2 separate regions of the Homo sapiens genome follow, and region 2 is linked to region 1. The links are chromatin loops, found by intact Hi-C in ENCODE. Cell type or tissue: HCT116. All regions are shown on one strand. Links, peaks and the distances in the headings refer to the core of each region. The heading gives the core; the rest is flanking DNA.

Region 1 (9,885 bases), core at 675-8,674:
CTGGGTTGAATGGTCGTTCTAAGTTCTTTAAGAAATCTCCACACTGCTTTCCACAATGGCTGAAGTAATTTACATTCCCACTAGCAATGTGTAAGTGTGCCCTTTTCATTGCAACCTCACCAATGGCTGTCATTTTTTTTACATTTTATAATAGCCATTCTGATTGGTGTGAGTTGGTTTCTCATTGTGGTTTTGATTTGCATTTCTCTAACGATTAGTGATGTTGAGCATTACTTAATCTATTTGTTGATTTCATGTATGTCTTCTTTTGAGAAGTGTCTGTTCATGTCATTTGCCCATTTTTTTAATGGGGTTGTCTGTTTTCTGCTTGTTGAATTGTTTAAGTTCCTTATAGATTCTGGACATTAGACCTTTTTTGTTGTGTAGTGTGTGAATATTTTCTCCCATTTTGTAGGTTGTCTGTTTACTCTGTTGATAGTTTCTTTTGCTGTGCAGAAGCTCTTTGGTTTAATTAGGTCCCACTTGTCAATTTTTGTTTTTATGGAAATTGCTTCTGGGGACTTAGTCGTAAATTCTTTACCAAGCCTGATGTCCAGAATGGTATTTCCTAGGTTTTCTTCTAGGGTTTTTATAGGTTTAGATCTTAAAGTCTTTAGTCCATATTGAGTTAATTTTCATAACATATATAATGAAGGGAAGGGGTCCAGTTTCAGTCTTCTGCATATGGCTAGCCAGTTATCCCAGCACCATTTATCGAATAGGAAGCCCTTTCCCCAGTGCTTGTTATCATTGACTTTGTTGAAGATCAGGTGCTTTTAGGTGTATGACTTTATTTCTATGTTCTCTGTCCAGTTCCATTGGTCTGTGTGTCTGTTTCTGCACCAGTGCCATGCTATTTTGGTTACTGTAGGCTTGTAGTATAGTTTGAAGTTAGGGAGTGTGATGTCTCCGGCCTTGTTCTTTTTGCTTAGGATCATTTCAGCTATTTAGCCTCTTTTTTGTTTCCATATGAATTTTAGAATATTTTAATTCTGTGAAAAATTATGTTGGTAGTTTGATAGGAATAACATTGAATCTGTAAATTGTTTTTGTCAGTATAGCCATTTTAACCATATTGATTCTTCCTTTCCATGAGCAGGAAATCTTTTTTCATTTGTTTGTGTTATCTCTGATTTCCTTTATCAGTGTTTTGTAATTCTCATTGTAAAGATCTTTCACCTCCTTGGTTCCGTATTCCTAGGTACTTTATTCTTTTTGTGGCTACTGTAAATGGGATTTCATTCTTGCTTTGGTTCTCACCTTGGATGTAATTGGTGTATAGGCATGCTACTGATTTTTGTACAGCGATTTTATATTCTGAAATTTTACTGAAGTTATTTATGAGTTCTAAGAGCCTTTTGGCAGAGGCCATGGGATTTTCTCAGTATAGAATAGTATCATCTGCAAGGAGAGATAGCTTGAATTCCTCTCTTTCTATCTGGATATCTTTTCTTCTTTCTCTTGCCTGATTGCTTGGGCTAGCACTTCCATTACTGTGTTGAATAGGAGTGGTGAGAGTGGGCATCCTTGTCTTGTTGCAGTTCTCAAGGGGAATGGTTCGATCTTTCACCCGTTCAGGATGATGTTGGGCTGTGGATTTGTCATAGACTGCTCTCATTATTTTGAAGTATGTTCCTTCAATGCCTAATTGTTGAGGGTTTTTAACACAAAAGAAAGTTGAATTTTATCAAAGTCTTTTCTGCATCTATTGAGGACATGATATGGTTTTTGCTTTTAATTCTATTTATGTGGTGAATCAAATTTATCAATTTGTGTATGTTGAACCAGTCTCCATCCCAGGAATAAAGCTTATAAAAGTGGATTCTTTATGTTTTCCCTTTACTATATTGCTATCCAGTTGTCCCTATTTCACTAACAACACCATACTCTTTCATGGTCCCAACATTTCCACAGGATTGAGAGACATAAAATGGTGACTAAAAGGTGGATTTCCTCGCTCATTAGCAGACTTAACCTCTCTCTTCCTTAGATTCCTTCTCTGAAAAATGAGGATGATGCTAGTACCCTTCTTATAACATAATAGAGAAACTAGAAAGGTTAGAAGACTGCCTGGCACATGGTAAGTGACAAATAATGTTTGTCATTACTATAATTTTTCCTCTTTCATACTAACACACTTACCAAAGCCTTGAAAATGCCTCTCACATCTACTTCAACCTCTGCATCCCCACAGCAATTTTCCTATTCAGGACTTTTGCCTCCATCTGCTTTCTTATCCCAGCCATGACCTATTATATTTATTCATTTGTGTGTTTATTCCATGAATAGTCAATGAAAACTTACAATAAACCAAGAACTGTTTGGGGCCTTGAGACAATAATAAAAAACAAAACAGACCCTATCTCTGCTCTTACGGAATTAATGGTCTAGAGTGCCGGGGTCAGAAAACTATGGTAGATGGGCCAAATCTGGCCTACCACCTATTTGTGTAACTAAAATTCATTGGAATACAGCCACACCCATTTGTGTGTTTTCTGTGGCTGCTTTCAACAATGGCAGAGTTCGGTTATTGCAACAGTGTCTATATGGCCCACAAAGCAAAACTGTAAACTGCCTTGCCCTTTACAGAAAAAGGTTGCTGGCCCCTTTTCTAGTAGCAAAAAAAATATGCTAAGATCTCACTAAGATTAAAATTACGTCACCAGAGAGCTTATTGTTACACTATGCAGTCATCCTACACATAACAGATCAATATTCTTAAAATGTGCCTCCTCATTTGTGTCATTTTCTATACACCTGTCATGTCACTTGAAAGTTGAACTGAAGCCAGGCACAGAAAGGCAAACATCACATATTCTCACTTATTTGTGGGTTCTAAAAATCAAAACAGTTGAACTCATGGAGATAGAGAGCAGAAGGATGGTCACTAGAGGCTGAGAACGGTGGTAGGTAACAGGGAGGTGGGGATGGTTAATGGGTACAAAAAACTAGTGAGAATGAATGAGCAAGGACTAGTATTGGATAGCACAACAGGGTGACTATAGTCAATAATAATTTAATTGTACATTTTAAAATAACTAAGGAAGTATAATTGGATTGTTTGTAACACAAAGGATAAATGCTTGAGGGTATGGATACCCTATTTTCCATGATGTGATCATCACACATTGCCTGCCTATACCAAAACATGTCATGTACCCCAGAAATATGTACACCTACTATGTACCCACAAAAGTTAATAAATAGTTTTAAAAAAAAAAAAGTTGAACTGCCTGAGCCTGCTGTTCAAAGTCCTTTGACACCTCCTTTCAGTGCATACATTTATACGGGCAAATCTCACTCTGGCGGCCTTTCCTAAGCCTTCCCTAAGTAATTCACTAAAATTACTTAGATGCCCATCCACAGGATACCATAATACCCATTTTAGAACTTGTCCCATTTTATTAAAATTGTCTCCTTACTAATCTGATTTCTCCAAAATACAGAAGTCCATGAGGTCAAAAATGGAGCCTCCTGTGTTGTAGAATCTCAGTATCAAGCACAATACTATGCTCAATCCTAAGATAAGCACAGACAGCTAGCCTGTAAAAAATAATAAACATTCTTTAAATAGATACCTACCTCTGTTTTGTTTTTACATTGCCCATTATATAGACACCTCACCTCACACACATACTTCTACAAAATCTACTCCTCCTCAGGGCAGAGTAGTATATGTGGTTAAGGGAAGAAATATTAATGAATTAACATCAAGGGTTAGAAAAATATCACCCAAAGTAGAGAATAACTAATGAAGGCTTGAAATTTTTTTATTATCTCTATTTCACAGGGTGCTATAGAAACCAAGGAACAAAAAGAAAAATCTGACCTTGCACAAAATCATTCTCATTAGAATTATATAATAACTAATTATATATTAAACATATAGCTAATTGTTTCAGACCTAAAAATTCTGAGACAAACTATATGAGGCTCCGATTTGTTATTTTTTCAAATAAGATTTTGGCATCTATATTAAATTATGCTTAATGTGATTTATCTACTTTAATATCCAAGCAAGTGTTTTATTCCCATAACACTATGCTATATACCTTAAATATATACAATAAAGTGTAAGTGAATTAAATAAAATATTTTACCATTGTGAGCTCTGTCTATAAGGCAGTGAGAATAATTTTAAGCTTTTTTCAAGTAGATATAAAATGAACCACTAGATGGCGCAATCGTCACTTTAAAAAGTAATGACAGCATCACGTTTAAAAATTCTTTAATAAGAATTTTTACTATAGTTTTATTTCTTTTGTGAAATTAGTTACTGATTTCCTTTTTTGTGTATGAGGTCTTTGTACATTCTATACTCTTTGTGATCTTCAAAAATAATCTTCAAAATATGCAATTTTGTAGCAGATTAATTCTGTATTTTGTTTGTCTCCATTTTAGAGAACCCTATACAATTTTCCGTTTTTTGCACAACTATTAATTTAGGTGTAACAAGCATATAAAAGTCTATGACATAAATAAAAGGTCTGGGAAGGTGTGATCAGCTGCTGTCCTCCAGCTTAACAGATTCTGATCCCTATACCTCATACCCATTCTAGAATGCGCTTTTTAGACTGGCACGGTGGTTTATTGCTCTCTGGCTCTGACAGGAATTTTAAGTTAACCCTTTCTCTCATGTACTCTTTAGTGTAGTGTTTTCAGAAGAAAGAAAGGGGGATGGTGGGGAGAGAAAGGGAAGGAAGAAAGGGAGAAAGGGAGAAAGGCAGGCAGGGAGTGAGGGAGGGAGGGAGGCCGGAGGGGGCAAAATAAACACACGGTGCCCTGACAAACAACAGTTTATCAAATATATATATATATATATATATATATATATAACAAGATATAACAATAAAATCTCAAATATTATTTATTTAAAGTTCATATATTGCATGGGACATGTATTAGTCCGTTCTCAGGCTGCTAATAAAGACATACTTGAAACTGGGTAATTTATAAAGGAAAGAGGTTTAATTGACTCACAGTTCAGCATGGCTGGGGAGGCCTCAGAAAACTTACATCATGGTGGAAGGGGAAGCAAACATGTCCTTCCTAACATGGTGGCAGGAAGGAGAAGAATGAGCGCCCATTGAAGAAGGAAGCCCCTTATAAAACCATCAGATCTCATGAGAACTAACTCATTACCATGAGAACAGGATGGGGGAAACCTCCCCCATGAGTCAATTTTCTCCACCTGGTCCCTCCCACAACACATGGGGATTATGCCAACTACAATTCAAGATGAGATTTGGGTGGGGACACAGCCAAACCATATCAGGACATACTTCTACTAAGAAAAGTTATTATTTAACTTATGTTTAAATTTAACTAGATGCTCTGCATTTTATCTGACAACTCTGCCTTTGATGGGTCTATCAGAAAGTTTTCTGCTGGGCTCCTCCCAATATCACTCTCTAAACCCAGACAAGGTGTCTCTTTCAGCTGAGTATTCCCCATTACCCCTCAGCTTCTGCTCTAGCCAGAAACCACTTACTGCCACTGTATCTTTAGCTAGAGGGACACCTCTTGGTCAAGATTCATTTTTATATGTCCTCAAGCTATTGTTCCTGACTATGAACATCCCTTTCCTGGGATTCACTCACGTTTGACTTGTCTCCAGTATGTTTGCAGCTCTTTTGGCAACCCCAGGAGCTGAGCCTGTGAGTTTGCCAATGCCAGGGAAAAACACACCAAGCTCTCCAAGTGGTCCTGCTGAATCTCTTTTCACTAGGCTTGAAGTTAGGAGACAGCAACACCATGCACAGCTTTTTCTTTAGGTGGTGGTGTGGGAGTTGGGAGAGAGACTTACAATGCAATTTTGTCTGAAGAAACAATTCTCAAAAAATTCTCTTTCAATTTTTACACTCTGAATCGTTTAAAGTCTTTGGTGTGGAGTCCAGTAATCCTATAACCAGTTATTAACTCTTTCCTTTGACAATTTAGGGTTTGAATCACAATTCATTTTGATCTCTTGGAACTTCAGTTAAAATTGACAAGTTAGCATCAGGGCAATACATAGTATGTATCCATCTCTAAACAAGTGCTCAAACCATGCGGCTTTCTCTCAACCCACAGCTGCAATTGTACCACTGGGTGGAAAGGATCATTCTGCACAGAGACAGTTTCTACCTGTGATCCTGAACATGACCCTCCACACCACTGTAGCAGAGGAGCAACCTGCATTTCATTACCTCATGGATACACCTGTTTCTGTCCTCTAGGAACCACTGGAATCTACTGTGAACAAGGTGAGGCAGAATTTCAAATCATTTTGCTGTCCACAAATATAACTAAAATTAGGAACTTCAAAGTCAGTTTTCTTTTTGAGAAGTAAAAAAGTACATATAATAAAATTCAAATCCACTGTCCTCTTTTTCTAGTATATTTGACATTATACTTCACAGATAGACTAGTACTTAAAATTCAGTAGTACAAAAAATATGGCTTTTAGTATTGCTTTAATTTATTAACTCTAAATTCTCTATTTTGTGTAGATGTTCTAAATGTTTTGTGCTAAATGCAGTTAAGTCAAGTGAGCTTAAGTTCATAACTCAGTTCCAGATCAAGACTTCATCTCTGGGAGCCTCTCCTATCTGTATTTTCCATCTCACTCAAAACTGTCAGAAATATCACAAGGCCATCAGCTTCAGAGGGAAATTAGAGAGGAGAAATGGCCCCAAGTCAAGTAGTAACAGTAAGAAGCAACAGTGTCCTAACTACTGGGGCAACTTATGGTAGTGCCTCTAAAAGAGCTCAGCAATCTCTGGGTGCTCCCAAGCTGGGCTGTGGCTAAGGGATAATGGTATTTCTAGATCTGAGCTACCTTCTCTTTAATACCTGGCTGGGACTTCCAGAATAGCATTAGGGAATCCAGGAAACTCCCAGTTAAGGAAGTTGGAGAGATTAAGCCAGGAAAATAAAGGGACATAAGGACCCACCTGCCATATCCTAGCTTCCTGAGACTGGACTATCTACTATTTCTCTATCCTGCCTCACCCACCACCCAGAAGATGAAGCTTTAGCTCTCTCTTCCCTATTTTAGAAACAGAGGCTGGGATAAAAAGAGTACAGGAGTCAATCACCAATTGTGCTATATCCACCTTTGCATTATTTGGATGTTTTATTGTAGTATCATATTCATATGTGTAAGAAAAAAATAATATTTCTAGATCACTTTATCAAATATATTAATGCAAACATTTTATTCCTATATTCCTTGATATTCTACTTAGGTTTAACTGTCCAAAAGTCAAAATTGTTAATAAATGGAAGACATTTGAGGGTTAGAATAATAGTAGTTTATGGGAAAAAATGTTTAATCATGTCTTAAGAGTGTGATTATGAAATAATGAGATGAAGTTTTGTATCTGGCTTACATAAATCAGTCTCTCATAGTGACATTAGGGATCAATCTTGATCTTTAAGAAATTGTGTTTCTTAATTCCTAGAATATGCCACACTCTTTCCTGGAGTAGAGATTTTGTGTTGCTTCCCTCTGCCTAGAATGCTTTCATCTTCTCCTCCATACCAGGTGCTATCACTTCACCTTGCTAATTTAGGGAAGCCTTTCCTGATTGTCTTTCATAGAACTGAGGGCAGTGACCATGTCTGTTGAGTATCTAGCATCCATCATATAGTGCAGAGCAAAAAAAAAAAAAAAATCGGTTAAATATTTAAACTTAATAGCAATAATAAAAACTGATTATGATGGTTTTCATAGAATAGTTCCTTAGTGAAAGGCAGAGTACTCAAAAATTAACCAAGATGAGTACCTTTATAACTCCCAAAGGAATAGCTTTTAGAAATGGAAATAAATAATATGACAAGTAACGTAAGGGCTAGTGAATTTAACAATAGGGCAAGCCACAGTTTTGATGCTTAAAGGCTCAGACAGTGAAAGTTTGAAAGATAGATTAACCCAAAATTTGTGTGGGTGTGTGGATGTATATAAATAGATTATATAGAGGGCAGATGAAGATAGATGAATGGATGTATAGATAGAAGATTAGATAGATAGATAGATAGATAGATAGATAGATAGATAGATAGATAGATAGATATACATACATACATACATATGTACATAGATATTGGAATAGTCAGAGTAATGAGATTTTACAGAAAGAAAGTCTAGAAGATTTCATTAAAGGTGCCAGAAAATGGGTGACATCCACATAGAATTCTAACACAAAGTTAACCAAAGATATACCTTGATATTCTATAAAATAACAATTTGGTTAGAATACTTTAGAATCCAGAGTACTCATTAAAATATTATACCAAGAATTCTGGTTCACACATTTTGCAAGATAGGCAATATGTCCAGTTACTTTTCTCATATACTCAAGTCTTGCTTATTTGCTCATTTATGTTATAGCTATCTTTCCTGTTATAACTTATGATTTACAACTATACATATAACCTCTCCTAAATCATAAAATCTCCTCTCAGTTTACTTTTTCCTCATATTATTGGTAAATTGCTTTTTTCATGGACTAGTTTAAATACTAAATTCTAGCTATTGTGCACCAATGACATATAGCAAGTTAGATTCCATAATGTGTGAGTTTTTTACTTTTAACCCAGCAAATATTGAAAATGTTTCCTTTTTTGTTTTCACATTTTTTCCATTCATAGTATAATTTTCTTTTCACTCATTTCTAATTCCATAAGATAAAGAAACCCACACACATGGTCATTTTGCATGAAACAGGCAAATGTTCAAACTACTTAAACATTTTTCTCATGCCAACAATTCTTTATGGTCCAACCAGTCCCTGATTTCCATTGAAACTGATTCTTACTAATGGAGATGTTCAATTCTTCAAGCCCTTCCAACACATGGGATGGTTTCCAGCCAAGTCCTTGGTTTTCCTAATAATAGAGAAATTGGTCCAACACACAGTAGATGGCAGTGTCAGGAATTATTACTGTGTTTTCCTGTTTTCAAATACTTGTTTTTCAGGTGTATTTGGCCATGTGGAACACAGCAAGCAATGCACATGCTTTCTTCATAGGAAAAAAATAAGCTTTAGGCTTTATTTCACTACTTTCAATCCCACTGTGATAATTAATAGAGGTGTAGTTACATGTGTATTAGATTCTCTATCTCTATGAACTTATAATAGTCATAAAAAGTAAAAGATAAGTAGGCACTGGCTATGATTCCTAGGAACACACATTTTACTTGTTTAGTCTTCTATGCTTTTCAGTACAACCTGCTAAATTATAAGTGAAACTCGGAGAGAAAGTGAAATGTATATAATAATTCTGAAGTTTATATGAACATCAAGGTTTGTGAGCATTTAAATGAATAGATGTGGCAGCTAAGCCTTAGTAGAGAGAAACAGACACAACTTCCATTTCTAACCTTAGACATTGGGCAAGTAACTTAACTCTCCTGAACATCAGGTTTCTCATGTGTGAAAAGGAGATATTTAAGAATCTCTGTTCGTGGGGAAATTTTGGCTAAAGTCTGGGGAGATTTCATTCTGCTTTTGTCAAGTCCTAAATTATTATTAGTTTTTACAAAACAGTGAGTGAAAAGTTAAGAACTTTAAGAGACATATCTATGAGGTTATTTTTTCAATAAAGTTCTTTTTTCATTTCCATTCAAGATAGCATTAATAAGCACAAAAAATACATACATTGAATTTTTAGTTAGCAATGGCTGAAGTTTCCTCCCTCAAAATGTTTTATATACTGAGTCATAAATACCCTGCCCCCCGTTCTAGGAAGGCAGACAAAAATAGTGTTTGTTTACAAACAGTTTCTACAAATAGGACTTGGTTGCTACTTCCCCTCAGGCAGGTCTGCCCACCTTCTTTTAAACTGAGATGATTGACAATGATGAGATCCAGCCAGTTTGGGGCAATAAGAGGAAGGCTC
Region 2 (9,885 bases), core at 1,102-9,101, 460 kb after region 1:
GCCCGCTTCTCCAGAGCTATTCTCCTAGTTCAGATCAATGTAATCTCTACTCCAGATTACCCAAGTGGGTATTAGAGATATAAATAGTTCCTTGTTTTATGGTATCCTGACCTAGCTGTAGTGTTTCTCAATTCTACAAGGGACACTTAAATGTATACTTGGCACTTAAGAGATCATAATGCCTGGGACTAAAGTAATTAATGCCTTTTAGTTTGGAGAAAAAAAACTTATACATGGACGAAAGCTCTACTTTAATGATACTGAAAGTTATTTAATGAAGCATTAGGTGAGATCTCCAAAGGGATACTATATAATTTACCAATTATAATGAAGACAACATAACTATGAGTTATTTGAAGGGACAGAAAGTTTAATAAGGATTCTACTTTCATTGGAGACTTAAGAACATCAATCATCCATTAAAAATAGAGCTACTATATATGATTCAGCAATCCACTACTGGATATATATCCAAAGGGTGTGGAATCAGTATGTTGAAGAGATATCTACACTCCCATGTTTATTACAGCATTATTCACAATAGCTAAGATATAGAATTGACCTAAGCATCTGGCAATAGATGAATGGATAAAGAAAAAGTGATATATATACACAATGGGATAGTATTCAGCCTTTGAAAGGAAGGAAGCCTTAAACAGGCAATAATTAGCTTAGCCCAGGCATTATGATCCCTTAAGTGCCAAATAAAATTTTCTGTCATTTGTTAAAACATGAATGGACCTAGAGGACATTATGTTAAGTGAAATAAGCCAGACACAGAAAGACACATACTTCATGATCTCACTTATATGTGATGTGTAAAAAGGTTGAACTCAGAGAAGCAGAGAGTAGAATGTGGTTAACAGAGGGTGGGTGGTGAAGGGATTGGGGAGATGTTGGTCAAAGAATAAAAAATTTTATTTAGAAAGAAGAGTAGTTTCAAGAGATCTGCTGTACCACATGGTGACTACAGTTAATAATAATATATAAGAGGACCTCAAAAAGTTCATGGAAAATGTGTATTATAAAAACTGTGCGTGGATTTTAAAATATTTTGAACCAAAGTAAATTCATGCTAATTTGTTATGACATGTCTGAACAGGATATAGTTTGAGGCATTAAGCATAGGACATCAGTTTGAATACAGCATGTATCAGAGCAGCATGAATTCTGCTAAAATCAAAGCAAGAATGAACATCAAATTTATGGTGAAGCTGGGGTGGAAGAATGGTGAAATCCTTGATGCTTTATAAAAAGTTTGTGGGGACAATGCTCCAAATAAATCAGCAGTTTGAAATGGGTGACTCTTTTTGAGAAGAGATTAAACAATGTTGAAGATGAAGGCTGAAGTGGCAGATCATCCACATCAATTTGCCCTAATTGTTCATGCCTTGATTGAAGACGGCTGGCGATTAACAGCAGAAACAATAGCCAACACCATAGACATCTCAGTTAGTTAAGTTTACACAATTCTGACTGAAAACTTAAAGTACAGCAAAGTTTCTACTTGATGTGTGCCAAAACCATTGTACCCAGATCAATTGGAGATAAGAGAAGAGCTTTCAGTGGAAATTTTAAACCGGTATGATCAAGATTCTGAAGAATTTCTTCAAAGAATTGTAACAGGAGATAAACATGGCTTTACCAGTATGATCCTGAAGATACTGCACAATTACAGCAATGGCTAGCAAGAGGTAGAAGTGGTCCAGTCAAAGCAAAAGTGGACCAGTCAAGAGCAAACGTCATGGCAATTGTGTTTTTTGAGATGCTCAAGGCATTTTGCTTGTTGACTCTCTAGAGGGCCAAAGAATGAGACCTACTTATTAGGAAAGTGTTTTGAGAAAGTTAGCCAACACTTTAGCAGAAAAATGCCCAGGAAACCTTCACTAGAGAGTTCTACTTCACCACGATGATGCTCCTGCTCATGCCTTGCATCGAACAAGGGTAATTTTGTGAGCATTTTGATGGGAGATCATAAGCATCCAGTTTACAGCACTGATTTGGCTCCTTCTGTCTTCCTTTTGTTTCCTAATCTTACAAAAATCTGTAAAGGGGATTCATTTTTCTTTAGTTAATAATGTAAAAAAGACCGCATTCATATGTTTATCTTCCAGGACCCTCATTTTTAAAGGGATGCACTAAATGGCTGCTATGATTGCTTACAAAAGTATATTAACCTTGATAGAGCTTATGTTGAGAAATAAAGTTTATATTTTATATTTTTATCTTTTAATTCCATTTCCATGAACTTTTTGACATACCTTCATATTGTATATATAAAAATTGCTGAGAGAATAGATTTTCAGTGTTTTCACCACAAAAAATGGGAGATAATATATATCCTAATAGCTTAATTTAGCCATTCCACAATGTATACATATATCAAAAGATTATATTGTATACCATAAATATATATAATTTTTACTTGTCAATTAAAATTAATAAACATTTTAAAAGGAAAGGAGATCTAGGTCACCTTTTGTAGCCCTTCTGTCCCCAAATAAGAACATTAATCATTTTGTAATGGATGGCTACATCAAACCACCCTGCAGGTTAATTTTTGGTTGTGGCCAGAAAAGTAGGTAACTGTCTTATCAGGACAGGCTAGATAATCAACAGGAGCCTAGGAAAGAAGGAAACAGTGTGACCCCAAGAAATGATAAAACTAGTTTTGTACAGATGGAGATAGGGTTTGTATGTGAAAATTCCCAGCTGTGAAGGCTGGAGAGATTGTTGAGAGCCTGGATTATGCAGAGCCTTAGAGAATACCAATTTGAGTTTTCCCTGAAGGTGAAGGGAGAATTGTGGAGGTATTTTCAGCAAAGAAATAACAAAACCAAAATTGTGTTATAGAAAAATAACATGGCAGTAGTATGAAGGATGAATAGAAGAAGGGTAACATTGGATGCACAGAGAATGGCTAGAAATTGTGGAGTTGGTCAAAGAATACAAAATTACAGTTAAATAGGAATAATAAATTCAAGACATCTAATACACAGCATTGTGGCTATAGCTAATAATATACCTTCTTGAAAATTCTAAGAAAGCAGATGTTAAGTGTTCTCATCACCAAGTGATAAGTATGTGAAATAATGCATATTTAATTAGCTAGATGTAACCATTCCATAATGTATACATACTTTAAAACATTTTGTGGTATACATACATACAATTTTATCTGTCAGTTTAAAAAATTAAAGGAAAACGCCAAAAAAACCCCACTAGACAATCTTATAAAAATGGGCAGTTTTAAAAAGACACTTCAAAAAAGAAGATATTGAAAAAAATTGTGTCAATCCAGGTGACAAAAGATGGAAAATGGAAGAGCTTTATTTTTTTCTTTTTGAGATAGAGTCTTGCTCTGTTGCCCAGGCTGGAGTGCAATGACGAGATCTCGGCTCACTGCAACCTCTGCCTCCCAAATTCAAGCAATTCTCCTGCTTCAGCCTCTGGAGTAGCTGGGATTACAGGCACCCGCTACCACACCCGGCTAATTTTTGTATTTTTACTAGAGGCGGGGTTTCACCATGTTGGCCAGGCTGGTCTCAAACTCCTGACCTCAGGTGATCTACCTGCCTCGGCCTCCAAAGTGCTGGGATTACAGACGTGAGCCACCGCGCCCGGCCAGAAGCGCTTATTTTTAAATGGTAAATCACTTGAAAAGAATTGCCACGTGTATTTAACTCTTTCTACTTTCTCGTATGCTACTTTCACATTTTTACTATTATAATGAAGGTGGCACTGAACATACATGACGTATCTTGGATTATTTTCTTAAACCAAGTTGCTAGGAGTAGGAATACAAGGTTAATAGGTACGGATATTTTTAAAGTAATTAATACAAGTTTGTGATGTAGTCTTTGAAATAACACTTCTGTAAATATTTTAAGCACATTTTCTTTCTTTTTTCTTTGAAGAACACACTTAAAGGTAACTGAAGGCACATTCTTTCCTCTTTGACATATTCTTTTAAGTTTGATAATTATCGATCCCTTTTTCCACTATTTCTAACAGAGGTTAAAACTTGATGAAATTTTGATTTGCTTGTTTGCGTTTTCATGCACCTCTCTCATTAACAAAATCAGATGTTTGGTAAATGCATTAATGCCTACACCTCGGACTATAACTATTATATAGGGGTCAAAAAAAGTTTTTTTTTTTTGTATTGACATTAAAAAGGTAACTGTTAGAGAAAATTAAAACTAAATCAATAAAATCATTGATATTTAGAACCTAAATAACTCATTATTATATTGGAAAGAAATTTATTAGGTCAAATTAGGGTCTACATTTAATGCTTGGCAGTATTCCTTTAGGTTAAGCGTTTTTTAGTTAATTTGATCAAGTCACTGAGTTGAAATGCAAAATGATAAACTTATATTAAACCATATAAACACCATTTCAAAAGAATCACCATGGTGAGAAAAACATGAATTATGAAAATGTCTTGTAATGAACTTGAATGTAAGAGGAAACATTTTTTATGGCCATTCCCATGTATGAGACAAAAAGCCATCTGACGAAACGATAGTGGAAACATTTTTGAATTGTGAAAAGCTGCTCTGGTGAAAATATCAAAAGAATGAAAATCAACCTGTTGTAGCAGAAATTTGGGATTGTCCAAATTAAGCATGAATTAAATGTATATATTTATGCCATGCAATCAAAATGAAACTGCATATCTGTACTTACGCTCATGATTCTTCCAGCCTGGTTTACCTCACTCCCTATCTTCAGCTGAAATGCGCCCTCTTCTGTTTAAGGTTAGCCTATCTGAAGACTGAAATACTCTGCCTGTGTAGTAACAGCATTACTGTAGAGTCCAAGCCAGGCTATTTGGATCACACTGCCCCACTCTAAGAATCCTCGGACTGCTTGATATGCCTTCATGATTCTGAGAGGTTCCCCTATTTTATTGTGTTTAGAATCTGGAGCTTCTTAGATAAGGGAATAGTGCCTGACCCAATGAAAGTCACCTCTAGGCTGGCCAGGGCCTGTGAGGTAATCTAGAATGAGTTATCTTTCCACCAGAAATCCTCAGTAATGCATAGTGCCCAGGCAATATTTGTGGCTGACCTCTGTTTAGTACTTACCATGCATCAGGCATTGCTTTTCCAACATAATGGTGCCACCAGGGAGAGCTGCACCACTGAGTACTTGATAAATGGTCAAATATTTCTAAACTGATTGGTAAACAGTGGCTAACAAGAGCCTCTTAATGGTCCACTCTACCCAAACTTTTCTACCTGTCCTAGTATTTCCCTGGGGCTCTTGGACCTGTCCACAGCCCATCAATTAAAGAGTTAAAGAACTAGTACCTGGCCCTACAGGCCCTCCAGGACCTTGCTACAGCTTCCTAGCACCCCAGCAATGGTTGGGAGGATATCCTGGTGACAGTGTTCATTAAGAGTGTGCCAAGTACTTGGTGCTCTGGAGCCAACTGGCTGGGTTCAAATCTGAGCTTTGTCACTTATGAGACTTGTGAGCTTGGGTTAGTTGATTAGTCTTTCTTTGACTCAATTTTTCTCATCTCTGAAATAGGATGGTAATGTATTTATCACATGGGATATTTTTCAGACTAAATAAATTAAGACAAAGCATTTAGAAGAGATCTAGCACATAATAGGCACAATATAAGTGTTGGTTATTTTTATTAGATGTACTAATGGCTAAATATTTTTACCATCACCCTTTAGTACCACACTAGATACCACTGTTGGGGAAAAGACAGGTGGTCACTGCTGATACAGTTGTGCCTCATATCTCTAGAGCTGCTGCATATTCTGAACAGCATTCCGGTAGTTTTGAGACCTAGTTGTGTGGTAGTTGAGAAAGTTTATTTCTTTACTTCTTACCTTACATTTTAAATCAATTGGCAGTATTTAACAATCATGAAATTTCAAATAAAAATCCAGATTTCTGGCATGTTTTGAAAATTTGTAAAACTGGCAACACGAGGGCCACGTTTTAATATGGCAACAATTGTCTGGACTCCTGTGTTGGCTCCTTCCTGGGAAGGGCTATCAACTACTGCGTTCGCCCTCCAGCCCATTGTGTTTTTTTGTAATCTGTCTGCTATTTGAGTTTGCTCTCCTTGAACTAGGCTAACCTGAGCATATCTCTTTCTTTACAACATGGAGGCCCTTAACTGCCACAGCAACACTTTATTGCCTCTACTAGATTGTAATATTCTTTGTGAATCATGTTTTATGTTTTGTTTATTTTTATGTCTTTGATTTTGCCTTATCCATAGTAGGTTACAACTTCACTCTTGGGACTAATGAAGGTTAAACTGGTGGTGATGTGAATTAAGATGGGTTTTGCTTTTATACAGAAAAGAGTTATAAAAATACAATTGAAAAAGAATATATAATTGAAGAAGTTGAACAAGTTTTATGAGTTACACAGATCACACTATATAATAAAAACAGAATTCCATTTAAGTCAATTATCAAGCTATGGTGATGTAGGAAGCACCTCAAATAAAATACTTAGATTTGAATTCCTATTCTTCCTCAGATATGACCTTGAACAAATTACCTAACCCCTGTGGGTTATTTCTGCTTTGGAAAAAATGTAGGTGATAATAAATATTCCCTGTATGTTGTGGGTATTAGATGAAATATAAAATATTGTCTGGATATGGCAATGCTTTTAAAATGTTAATATTTTTATAGGTATTATTTTAAAGACTTTATTTTTTTGTTGTTGAGACAGAGTCTCACTCTGTTGCCCAGGCTGGAGTGCAGTGGTGCGATCTTGGCTCACTGTAACCTCCACCTCCTGGGTTTAAGCGATTCTTATGCCTCAGCCTCCCAAGTAGCTGGGACTACAGACACCAAATTAGCCATCAAATCTGGCTAATTTTTTGTATTTTTTGTAGAGATGGAGTTTTGCCATGTTGCCCAGGCTGGTCTTGAACTCCTGGCCTCAAGTGATCCACCCACCTCAGCCTCCCAAAGTTCTGGGATTACAGGCGTGAGCCACCCCACCTGGCTGGATATTATTTAAAAGACTTTAGGCAAATTAAATTTAACAGAGTTTGATTGAGCAAAGAATGATTTGAGAATTGGGCCTCCCTGAGAACCAAAATAGGTTCAGAGCGACTCTGGAGCTGCCACATTGTTGGATAACATTTATGGACAGAACAAGAAAAGTGATGTACAGAAGACAATAATGAGTCACAGAAACAGCTGAATTAGTTACAGCTGGGAGTTTCCCTTATTTGAACATGGTTTGAACAGTTGGCTGCCTGTGATTGGCAGGCATCTGAAATTCTAATTGGTACAGGAGTAGGTTATAGTCTGTTTATAAAGTTCTAGGCCAAACTTAAGATATGTAAGGAGGTAGCTTTATGTAAACAATTCCTCCCTTTGGGTCAACCTCTTAAGATTGAGAGGTTGACTGAAACCTTAGGCATTGACGTCACTCTCACACCATTGTAAATGGACTTATTTGGTCTCAAATTCCACTGGGAAATAGCAGTACAGTGGATTTTGTAAGGTGGGAATATGGAAACAGAATGAGAGAAAAATAACCTGATTGTTTACTTTAGGTTAATTTTTTGTAAGGGTTAGAGCAGAGGGGACCTCTTTATTATGCTGGGATCTCCTGTTTTCAGAAGAAAAAAAAACTGTACTGTTTTGGAATCTATCTTCTTCCTTAAAGTTTCACTGTGATTATGTTGTATTAGCATGAGTGATTTTGTTTTGATTTGGTCTGTTCTGTTGGGGTCTAATGCAAGAGTTCAGTCCAGAACAATGGTCTTCCATAATTTTGTTTAACAATTCTCTTCTTTTGGTCAGGTTCTCACCTAGATGAGAGTGTGACCAAAACTTAGGGCTTTGGTGCTACTTCCTATTACCATTATTTTGGGTTTTCTGTCTTAGCACATTATTGATAGGTTATAGTGTCTTCACGATCAGGCATTTCTTTGAGATTTTGTCATTCCAGTCAAAGATACCATCTGACATTCTACACATGGCTGTCTGCAAACATTTAAAACTTTGGAGAGAATATAGCATACCAGGGAGAATACTATTGTGACTGTCAGAATGATAATGATAATGACTACTATAGTGACTGGCAGGAGCATACCAAGAATTTGGAGTATGCTCCTTAGCCAAGGTTCCTATTAGTTCCTATTAATCAACTAAAGTTAAATAGATCAAAGAATAAGCCAGATGAAAAGTCTACATGTTTTAATTAAGCAGCCTGTTCATTAATCTCTTGTAACTGAATCTCTACAAAACCCAGTGTATTTATTCATGTACAATAAGAAGTGTAAGCCACTGCACAGATTTCTCCCTGTTCAGCCTGTAGGTAATCTAGAGCAATTTTATTATCTAGCACAACTTTAGCAAGAGAATTTAAAGAAGTCTGCTGCACAGCCACAGGTTTTGCAGTAAAATCTGCTGTACAGACTACTGTAAGGGATACATTTCTAATCATTACCTCATTTACTCCAAGCCATAGAAAAAGGGAACTAACAAATGATGCCCATCTAGAAAGGTGAAGGCCTCTTGGCAATGTTTTATTTAACCTAGGATGTACGTTAAAAGAAGTGGACTGATGTTCTGTTTCTGACTGATTATGGAGTAACAAAGGTGTCATTAAAATTCCTAGCCTACACTGGCCCTTCATCTTGCATCCATCAAGAGATAAGGTTGCTCATGTATAAGGTTGTCTGTGAAATCTAACACAAATAAAAATATACTTCACACACATAGGCCCCTTTTCCCACTGTGTTGTTCCAAGAGGCATAAGCAAGGCAAAAGTTAAGAAAGGTTAAGAATCTCACGATGGAAGAGAAGTCTTGTTCCATGATCTTGGGAAAGCTTTCTATGTCTAGGATGCCATCTGCTTCAAGGGAGAAAGTTCTCTGGTTAGCTTTACCTTAAGGTCTCTAACAAGTGTTTGGTTTCAAGAGGCTGGATGGGCCAGACTCAAGGTTCAAGGTCCCAGTATTTTACTGCAGTGTGAGTGGCAAGGGAAGTCTTTCTCTGATGGTGTTTCCAGAAGGCCCAGTCTCTAAGTTTTAGACCATGAAGGGTTTGACTGTACCCAGTCAGTGGATCATAAAAAGCTCCTTTTACCTAATGAAAATACACTTTGGCACAATGCATTGAAGCCTGCATTGTAGCATTTAGTCATATAAGAATTTAGGTGCAGAAGATACATAAGGTTCTATTATTAGAGGCCTTACAGTGACTATTTCATAAATGGTCAACTCATGTTTTGATTGGAAGAGGAACTGATTGTTATCAGTCTGCAGTACCTTTGACCAAGACAATTCAGTCCATTCAGTTAGACTTGCCTAATGCTATTATAGCTGTAACACCTTATGTTTTACAACTTGTCCAGTGAAACAAGTACCTTTATTGTTGGAGATTTCTCTAGGAATGTTCCATGAGAGAAACACATTTCTTGATAACCGTTAAGCTATTTTAGCTATTGTTATTGCATTAGCCTTCTTGCATGAGAAAGCTTGTATATAACTAGAAAACATGCATTACAAATGACAATTGAATAGAAGCCATCTGTAAATGTTCAAATGGCCCATCAAGTAGCAAAAATGTACCTGAAGTTTTTTTTGTCTTCCTAGGATTATGGATTTGACAAAGCAAAATAAACCACTTTGGCAACTTAGAATAGTCATGACACCAGTATATTTTTAAAAATATAATTTGGATGCAATCTCGGCTCACTTCAACCTCTGCCTCCTGGGTTCAAGCGATTCTCCTGCCTCAGCTTCCCGAGTAGCTGGGATTACAGGTGTTCACCACCATGCCTGAATAATTTTTGCATTTTTAGTAGAGATGGGGGTCTCACTATATTGGCCAGGCTGGACTCGAACTCCTGACCTCGAGTGATCCACCTACCTCG

Evidence for each region. Peaks named below come from ENCODE experiments on the same cell type or tissue, not always from the same donor. Only the 100,000 strongest peaks of a DNase experiment are listed, where the experiment ranks them.
Region 2: it touches region 1 in a loop (3-fold over the local background); 15 of 110 quality-filtered maps call a loop at or near these places.

The regions. Positions count from the first base shown.
Region 1 is chr6:63,758,821-63,768,705 of GRCh38, reverse strand. It overlaps EYS (eyes shut homolog), which reads left to right. Exons shown (of 43, transcript NM_001142800.2): 41 at 6,073-6,245. Among named protein-coding and RNA genes, the nearest start is that of SCAT8, 43 kb to the left of the region's middle. In HCT116, for the core only: a CTCF peak has its summit at 4,174 (motif pointing right); a DNase peak (open chromatin) is centred at 4,195.
Region 2 is chr6:63,302,892-63,312,776 of GRCh38, reverse strand. All of the region lies in intron 1 of LGSN (lengsin, lens protein with glutamine synthetase domain), which reads left to right. Among named protein-coding and RNA genes, the nearest start is that of LGSN, 12 kb to the left of the region's middle. In HCT116, for the core only: a CTCF peak has its summit at 4,746 (motif pointing left); DNase peaks (open chromatin) are centred at 4,429 and 4,746.